Regions from separate parts of the Homo sapiens genome. Here region 1 is linked to region 2. A link is a contact called in ENCODE Hi-C or POLR2A ChIA-PET data. All regions are on one chromosome and are shown on one strand. Each heading gives the region's core, a stretch centred on a gene start or an enhancer-like site at or near the end of the contact. The rest is flanking DNA. Distances are from core to core; before and after follow the strand shown.

Region 1 (4,180 bases), core at 1,343-3,842, 2.7 Mb after region 2:
ACTAATTCTAAACACTACAAGTTCAAACTACAGGCAAGTATGTCATAAATTTGATTAAATTGTTAAAGGATGATTAGAAGACAATAATTTGAAGGTTGTAACAGGTGCAGTCCTATAAACAGGCATAACAGATTAGTTTCTAATGCCTTATTAGAATAATAAATGGGAGATAATCTCCTTATCCCCTAAACTCCAGAAATTCTCTTCTATACTCTTCACTTGACACTTTTTTGTTTTGAATACTTTTTTTTCTACAACAAGTTTACTCAGATTTAGGTTTCATTTAAGAGGTGGCTGACCTTTTTTTGCTGACCTTCTGAATTTAATTTGCTATTGTTCTTTTTTTAATATTTTAAAAAGTTTTAATAATTTTTATTTTTTCTGCCATGCTCGGCAAAGACGAGGTCTCACTATGTTGCCCAGGCTGGTCTTGAACACCTCATTGACCTAGTCCTACAATATGATCAGCTGTGAAAACAATAACCCCAAAGAATGCTGTGGAAAAAACATACAGGTTTGAAGGTCAGTTCTGGAAACAGACCTTGCAGCTGTTGTTCATTTTCAGAGCTTTGCTTTCTCCAGGTTATGCCAGTGTCACACCAAATTTAAGAAAGTAGAAATCAGGTCTTCCAGTCAAAGAAAGATGACAAATGCATGTAGTGTTCAAAAGAAGTATACTGCTTTTGAAGGCAATAATACAAGGGCTCACTGTTGGAATTTTCAACAAAAGACTCAAAGGGCAAAATAACACAAAATTTGGAGTAGGACAGCTCTGGGTGCACTTTCTGACCACGTTACACTACATGATCTTAAACAAGTCCCTTATCCTCTAGTATCTCAATTGTTCTAGGGTGGAGGAGGATAAAATGGCTCAACCCATAGCAAGTACTCAATAGATGTCAGTAATAACCCAACAGTAGAAACAGTGCTAGTAGGAGAGACAGTGGTAGTAGTGGTAGTTGAAAGAGACGGTGGTAGTGTGTTCTGTGCAAGACACAATTACGAATGCCAAACTCACCCTCTGGACCGAAATTTTAAATGGGACTCACAAAGACTGATAGTAATCACTAATGGAAATGTTATTAACCAGCAGGGATGTTTTATAATAATTTCATGTATTTTAATAATTTTCAAAAATATTTCAAAGTATTCTAAAGCGTAAGACTTACTACATCCCTCAAAAGGTGTAAAAGTTTTAAAATTACTATATATACTATTGCTGTTGGATTTTTTCCCTTCAGTGAGCATTTCTATCAAGAAGTTGTACCATAAATATAAGTGTATAGTTGTAATTTAACCACGACAATTACACACAAGGAAAAATCCCTTAAACTCTGACAAATAACTTGTAACTTATTTTCAAAATAAAGTTTTTTAAAATTCTTCTTTAAAAACTTCTGGGTTTTCTAGTTTTTTTTTTAATTCTTCCGTATATTCATGAAAAAAATCTCAGTAATTGTTTTCTTTATAAAATGCTAATAAGTTAGAAAATCTTTCTCTGAATGCTGGCCAACTTAAGACCCATAGCTTATCCTGCAGCATCTTTCAAGTTGTTTATCAATGAGGACATGTAAGATGTGTATACCTGTAAGATACGGTTTCATTTTTAAAGTAAAAGTGAGATACCCAAAAAAATACATTTCTCCAGGAAATTGAAGTCAAAGGCAGGATTTGACTGGCAGGAGGTGCTGATAAAATCAGCGCAGCTCATCTAAACTGTTGTGGTCTCCAAGTAACAAGAGGAGAAACAATAATCCTATTACTAGAAGGATTGGGGGTATTAGTACATGCATCCTACTTCAGTCGTAGGCTGGGAACTGCTTTGCCCATTTACTCACAGACCTGTTGAAGTGTCTCAGGAGGATGCTCATGCTCCAAGTGACATTCCTCAATGGAATCCTTAAAAATTCTCATCCCTTTTTTCTCAAAAGTACTCACAGAATCTCATACACTTTGTGCTCCTAGTGTTTGTTTATTTCAGTGCAAACATCTAAGAAATCAATCACCTTACAGACTCCAAACCATTATACTGCATTAGAGAATCTTGTTCACAAAATAAAACATGGAAAGGGTATTCATGTACCCGAAGTTTAACAACAGACATACCATCTTACCTGATGCCACGTCAGATGAGCTCTGCCCCACCTTTCTGCGAACCCTCGTTCGGCAAATTTTGCTTTATGAACGCCTGACAAGGTCCCAGTGATGGAGCAGAGGGAGCAAGAACGGACGGTGCAGAGAAAAGCAACCTTTAGCTTCACTATTCCCTCTCGTCCTCCAGCTGAAAGTTGTTCCACGTCCCGGGCAAAGAGAGAGCCCCACCAGGCAGCACCACCAGCTCCACAGAGTTGGAGTGATTCCCCCAAGAAGCTCCCCTGCGCCCCCCGTCACCCCCAGAGACCAGCAGAGGAAACGGCATCTATCCCTTGGAAGACACTAGGCAGGCGAGAACAAATGCAAGTCCTGCTGCTCACACCGAGGAGGAAAGGATGGAGGAGGCGGTGAATGGGATGTAGCAGAAACCCGACGGCCGCAGCGGAAGGGACACCTCCCCTCTCCAGCCTAACTCTGAGCCATCTTCGCCCTGTTGTCATAGCACTTACAACGGACGCCACTGCGCAGGTCACGCCGTGCCGCGCCGACTTCTGGGGGCTGGAGTCCAGAGAGGCTGAGGCGCAAAGGCGGGGACCGACTTCTGAGAGGGCCGCGGTTGGAATTAGATTGCTACTGGGGCGGGGCTCGAGTGAACCACGGCCTGGTCCTCATTAGCAGAGAGTGATAATTACTGCAATCCTCTGCCCTGTCCTGGCAGCAGTTCCTTAAGGAAGACCCTCCTCCTGCCTGGGCTCCGGGGGCAGGCCACGCCCCCCCGGCCGCGTGACCGCCCTCTCCCCTCGGTGCGTGTGGGTGGGGCCTAGTGGGGGCGGGGCGTCACTGGCTTGTCCATGGTGCTCTGGGATCCTGCGCTTCTGAGAGTCCCAATCGCGGTGTTTTTTTCCTGCCGGGACACTCATGAGGGCCCCGTCCATGCACCGCGCGACCGTGGCGAGGGTGGTCGCGGTAGCGAGCGCCAGCGTGTGCGCCCTGGTGGCGGGGGTGGTGCTGGCCCAGTACATATTCACCTTGGAGAAGAAGGCGAGGCGGAAGACCAAGATCATCGAGATGATGAAGCTTTTGAACAGTTTCCAGTTTTTCCTTTTTTTACTATTTGAAACAGCGCTGCTTTGAAGTTACTTGTGCCTGCGTCCTGATACACATGTGTTAAATATATTTTCCGTATATACCTTAGAGTGCATTTCCTGGTATATGGGATTGGATCTATGTCTTCTTTTGTTTTTTACTTATTTTTTTTTAATCTTTACATTCAAATTCAATGTAGCCAACCTTGAAGTTTTTCTTGTTTGCTTTTTTCAATGGATTCTAGTGTAGGCTTTAAATTTCCAGTATTTCACCATCAATCCACAAATCCACATTCCCAGTAGAAAATACCATTCTAGTTTTAGTTTTTTGGGTTTTGGGTTTTTTTTTTTTTTTTAACTGAGACTGGGTCTCCCTGACAGGGTCGCCTAGACTGGAGTGCAGTGACAGGATCACTGCTCACTGAAGCACTGAAGCCTCAGCCTCCCGGGCTCAAACGATTCTCCCACCTTAGCCTTCCTAGTAAGCTGGGACTACAGGCACAGACCACCACACCTGGCTAATTTTTGTATTTTTTGTAGAGATGGAGTTTCGCCATGTCCAGGTTGCTCTCGAACTCCTGGGTTCAAACGATCCACCCACCTCAGTCCCCCAAAGTGCTGGGATTGCTGGCGTGAGCCACCGCGTCCGGCCTCAATATTTTTAAAAATGACCTTTCAGTCAAAGCCTTGGTAATATAACCAGTTTCCAATTGTATTCTGCTATACAGAGAGAGCAGATTTTTATTAGACTTATTGAAATGACCATATTACCATAAGAAGACTCACAAATGGTTTTCTAATTATGGAGGAATCAAGTAAAGAGAAAAAAAGTTTTTATCTTTTTTTACACAAGTATACTCTATCAAATTGCTGTAAATTATAAATAGCTTAAAAGACAAGATTTTCTTAAATCTGGAAAAAACTATTTGAGTAAAGAACCAACAACATTTGAAATAATATCATAAAAACATTGTCTTCATTAGTTAAACTCACGTAATTAA
Region 2 (4,427 bases), core at 548-3,047:
AGTTATTATTTCAGTAACTAAGAAAACACCTGGACGTCACAAATTCTTTCCTAGGACTGTAAAAACCCAAATTTGAAACAGTGTACTCTTCAAAAGTAACTCAGCAAATGGAAATGTCCTAGAAAAATCTCGGTTGCTTATTTCTTACTATACACACAGCTGAAATGGAACTCAGGAGTGGAAAATGTAAATGAAATGGCCTGTTCTTTTTCCAACATGTGGGGGAGGAAAGGAAATGAAAGGGCTCGTTAAGAGAATAACTGAGAATATTGAAATATTTTCAAAAATTAATTTCCCTAAACTTCGCCACTCCACATCTCCGCTCCCTCCCTTTTCCAAGGACCCTTCCCACCCTTTCTATCTCCTCCGGGGGGCGCCCTTCCCAGGCGTTCTCTTTCCCTTACTCCTAAAAATTAAGCCCAAATTCCAAACCAAACTACCGATTCTCCCTCCGTTCTCAAGACTCGCCCGCCATCCACCGGCCTTCCGGGCTGCGCCTGGAGAGAGGCAACCCCGAGAGGCGGGAGGAGGAGCGGGGAGGCGACGCGGTGACTGGAGCTGCGGCTGCAGCCGCCGCCGCCGCCTCCACCACAGCCTCAGCCTGGTGCATCCTTCTTCCTCCCTCCCCGCCGCCGCCCGCCCGGGTTGGCCCACACAGCACCCTCGCCCGAGCGTTCACACTCGTCCCCACCCTCCTAGCCAGGCCCACTGCCCCACGAGGGGACTTCTGCCGACGGGGATGCGGCCGGGGACAGGAGGAAGCGGGGCCGCGGAAGCCGGCGGGCCCGGGAGGAGACTGAGGAAAGGCGAAGGGACGGAGAGAAGCAAGGGCAGGGCTGAGACCACCACGCTCAGGCTGCTCCGGCCGCGGAGGCCGCGGCTCTGCGCCGGGGGCCAGCCCGCCGCGGCACAGGAAATGCCGCCGCCTCGGCTCTCCTCACGTTCAATTCAAACTGTCACCGCCGCCGCCTCCCCTCCCCCCGAGCCCGCCGCTGCCGCGCCCCGGGCCCGCAGTGGCCCCCATCCCGGCTCCCCTCGCCGCTGCCTCCGCCTCGCCTCAGGGCGTTCCCTAGCTCGGTCCAGCGGCCGCAGAGCTTCCCGGCATTCGGAGCCGCTGACCCCAAGTCGCGGCACCCGAAGCTGAGACTCACCCATGGTGCTGCTGTTGACGCTCCTCTCCTCAGCAGCAGCGGATCTCGCACTGACCGACATCCCCTCCCCCCCTCCGCGACCAGCCCCAGCGGAGCGCAGCCCGCCGATTCTCCAAAGGCGCCTACGCCGATTCCGCAGCGTAGCCGCCCGGCGTAGCTGCCTTGCTTACGCACGCTACAGCAGGCGGACTCCTCCACAGGCTCTCGCTCGACTCCCGCTCCCTCCTCCGTCCCCCGCCCCCTCAGACGAGGCTTCCGGGCCTAGCGGAGGCTGGCTTCCATCTCGCGAGATTACCGCCTCCCCAGCTCCGCCGCCTCGCTCCATTTCGAGCATGACTTCATTGGCGTCAGCAACGTTTTGCTGTTCGGGTTTAGCCGCCATGTTTAAGTTGGCCGGGTTTCGCACCACTGAGGTCATGGATACTCAGGCCTCTTTGCGTGTTTCTTCAACACTGCTTCTAAGGTTAACCGCGTTACATTTGTTGGAGAAAATCCTGGGAACGCTGAAAAGGACTAGTGGGTGGGGTGCGAGGGTGGGGTCTTGCCCGAATTAAAGATGGCCGCAGTCAGCTCTGCCCCGCGCAATTTCACGTCAAGTTTTGGAGCTGCGGGAGCCGGCCAGTTGGCCTCAGCGCCTCCTTACGGAATTGGCGTAAGGCAAAGAGGCGCGGCTGGAAGAACCAGACTGAGAAAGTGCCACAGGGCGGGGGCCGCATCCGCCCCTCGGCTTCTGGTTACTGACCCGACGGCTTTGTGAGTGAAAGTGAAGAGACACTTCGAGGCAGGTGTCTGTGCTCCCCATTCATCCCTGTTTCCGTGGCTATCTTGACTTTCGGGGTGAAAAGTGAGGTTAGGCCCTGTTTCCCCGACCCTTCCCTCGCGCCATCACACTCTAGTGGCCTGGCACAGCCCCAGAGGTCGGCCGCTGTAGCCCCCATTGCGGACTCGCCACATTCATATTGGCTCACCTTGTCGGTGCCCGGTTCGGTCCTCTTGGAGCTCACACTCCAGTTGAGGAAATGAATGGACACAGGAACTACTGGGTAACAAAATACTAATAAAGGGCTGCGATTGTGTGAGTTTCTACTGTAGCGATGAATGTCGCTGTCATTGGAACGTTCCCCAAGTGCCTTCTAGTGAAAGCCTTACTTCACTCGGAATAACCTGTGGTCTTTTCTTGAACGTGATGGCTCTCTTGGTTGTATTCTTCATGCACATGTGTTACTTTTCCTGTTTAACTACATGTTAAAGAAATGTGTATGTTCCTGTTTAACTGCATGTTTTAAAAAAGTATGTGTATTTTTAAGTTATAGGCACGTGCAAGAAAGTTCAGAGCAAAATAGCTTATATTAGTGAAACAATAAATGTCTACTAATAGGAGAATGGATGAATAAGTGTCATTGTTGAACAAATTGACATACAACACGAACCAAAAAATCAGTGAACTAAAGCTACCATTTTTCATATGGATAGAGTCATTAACCTAATATTGAGGAAGAAATGAAAAGACAGGTTGCGGAAAGATATATATGACATACCATAAATAAAAGTTTAATAATTACAAAAAAGTAAGATCAAACTAAAAATTGTATAAGGAAATGATAGATACCAAATTCAGAATACTGGTTGCTTCCAGAGATGAACAGAAGGGAATGTAACAAGAAGGGTTCATTTGTATCTATAACGTTTGTTTTCTACCAGAAATATCTTGAAAATGTGGCAAAACATTAAGCTAAGTAGAGGGCACATGGGTGTTCACTTGTAATTATTTCCTTTACTGTTCTATATACTTGAAATATTTCCAAGTAATTTTTTTTAAGAAAAGAAACTTATAGAAGCAACTTATTTTGTATCTTGATATATGCCATTTCGTAAGTCTACATTTTTACTGAACTGCTTATGAAGTCTGTTGCAACTTATCTGTTCAATCATTGTTTTAAGTTTCTGAAACTTCAAATGAACTTTTACTTTGGGAAATTTTGTTGAATTTCTATTTTTGAAAAAAAGCAGTGTACCAAGGAGGGTAAATGTATATAGCCTCCGGAGTCAGACTGCCTGAGTTCAAATCCCAGCTCTCCATTTATTAGGCTTGCAACCAAGAACAAGTTACTTAAACTTTCCTGTGATCCAGTTTCCTCATCTATAAACGGAGATAATACTTATCTAACAGGATTTTGATAAGAGTTAAATAGACTAATACATGAACACGGTGCTTAGTCAATGCTTAGTAAATATTACCTAAATATAGATTATTTTAAAATATAAAATTAAAGCAAATACTTATATTAATATAACCTAATAGTCTAAAGGAAGTAAATCTTTGCCTCCCATCTCTATTGATAATATTTCTTTGAGGAAGATCTCTTAATGGGTATGAAAGAGGTGAATTGTGTTATTTTGTGCTATGAAAATGGATAAATTCTTAATAGAAACTATATTAAATTCCTTGTCTGAAGTTTGTTCATGTTCACCCCACACTATGATAGCTTCACTACTTTTCATTGAAAATCACACAGAGTGGCCGGGCGCGGTGGCTCACGCCTGTAATCCCAGCACTTTGGGAGGCCGAGGCAGGCAGATCGCCTGAGGTCAGGAGTTCGAGACCAGCCTGGCTAACATGGTGAAACCCCGCATCTACTAAAAATACAAAAAATTAGCCGGGTGTGGTGGCGGTACCTGTAATTCCTGCTACTCGGGAGACTGAGGCAGGAGAATCACTTGAACCCAGGAGGCGGAGGTTACAGTGAGCCCAGATAGCACCACTGCACTCCAGCCTGGGCAACAAGAGCGAAATTCCGTCTCAAAAAAAAAAAAGAAAAAATTATACGGAGTGTTACAGGCAATGAAATAATGATATTCTGAGGAACTTTCTTTGTAGGGAGGTTTCATAGCCAATGTTCTATAATGTATATACATGTGTTATGCAAATTATACGTGGTGCACGAGGAAAGAGAATTGTATTGATCTTATGATCTCTTTATTGCACTTATTTGCAATATTTATGATCTCTTTATTGCATTTATTTGTTAATAAAATATAGCCTAGACTTTACTGACTCAGAAACAGATTTAAAAAAACTGATCTGAAATTCTGGACAGACCATATAGATGGTTTCCACCACATATTTACAGCGTCCAAACTCACGTGGGCCTTCAACTTTACCAAGCAATGCTTGTTTCCCTAGTTGGCTCTCTCTTAATTTCCACAACAGCCACTTCTGATTTTCTCCTTATTTTTCAAACCACTCCCCTCACTTATTCTCAAATAAGAGAATAG

The links. Hi-C counts contacts between places; a loop is a spot of excess contacts on that map. ChIA-PET counts read pairs that join two places held with the same protein, here RNA polymerase II (POLR2A). Pooled maps may share reads with other maps.
Region 1: a loop to region 2 is called in a map of naive thymus-derived CD4-positive, alpha-beta T cell, with 13 times the contacts of the local background. The contact joins the promoter of BBS9 here to the promoter of SEPTIN7-DT in region 2. A Hi-C loop is called at or near these places in 1 of 168 maps with a recorded cell type or tissue (naive thymus-derived CD4-positive, alpha-beta T cell) and 7 of 50 pooled maps. POLR2A ChIA-PET finds 5 or more read pairs at or near these places in 1 of 52 experiments (activated CD4-positive, alpha-beta T cell).

The regions. Positions count from the first base shown.
Region 1 is chr7:33,127,976-33,132,155 of GRCh38, reverse strand. It overlaps BBS9 (Bardet-Biedl syndrome 9), which reads right to left and starts at 2,592. Exons shown (of 23, transcript NM_198428.3): 1 at 2,115-2,592. RefSeq lists enhancers at 2,530-2,639, 3,130-3,179 and a silencer at 2,690-2,989.
Region 2 is chr7:35,797,995-35,802,421 of GRCh38, reverse strand. It overlaps SEPTIN7-DT (SEPTIN7 divergent transcript), which reads left to right and starts at 1,797. Exons shown (of 5, transcript NR_120512.1): 1 at 1,797-1,932. It overlaps SEPTIN7 (septin 7), which reads right to left and starts at 1,365. Exons shown (of 14, transcript NM_001788.6): 1 at 1,152-1,365. The coding sequence starts at 1,212. RefSeq lists silencers at 454-903, 934-1,173 and enhancers at 1,324-1,713, 1,328-1,951, 2,074-2,133.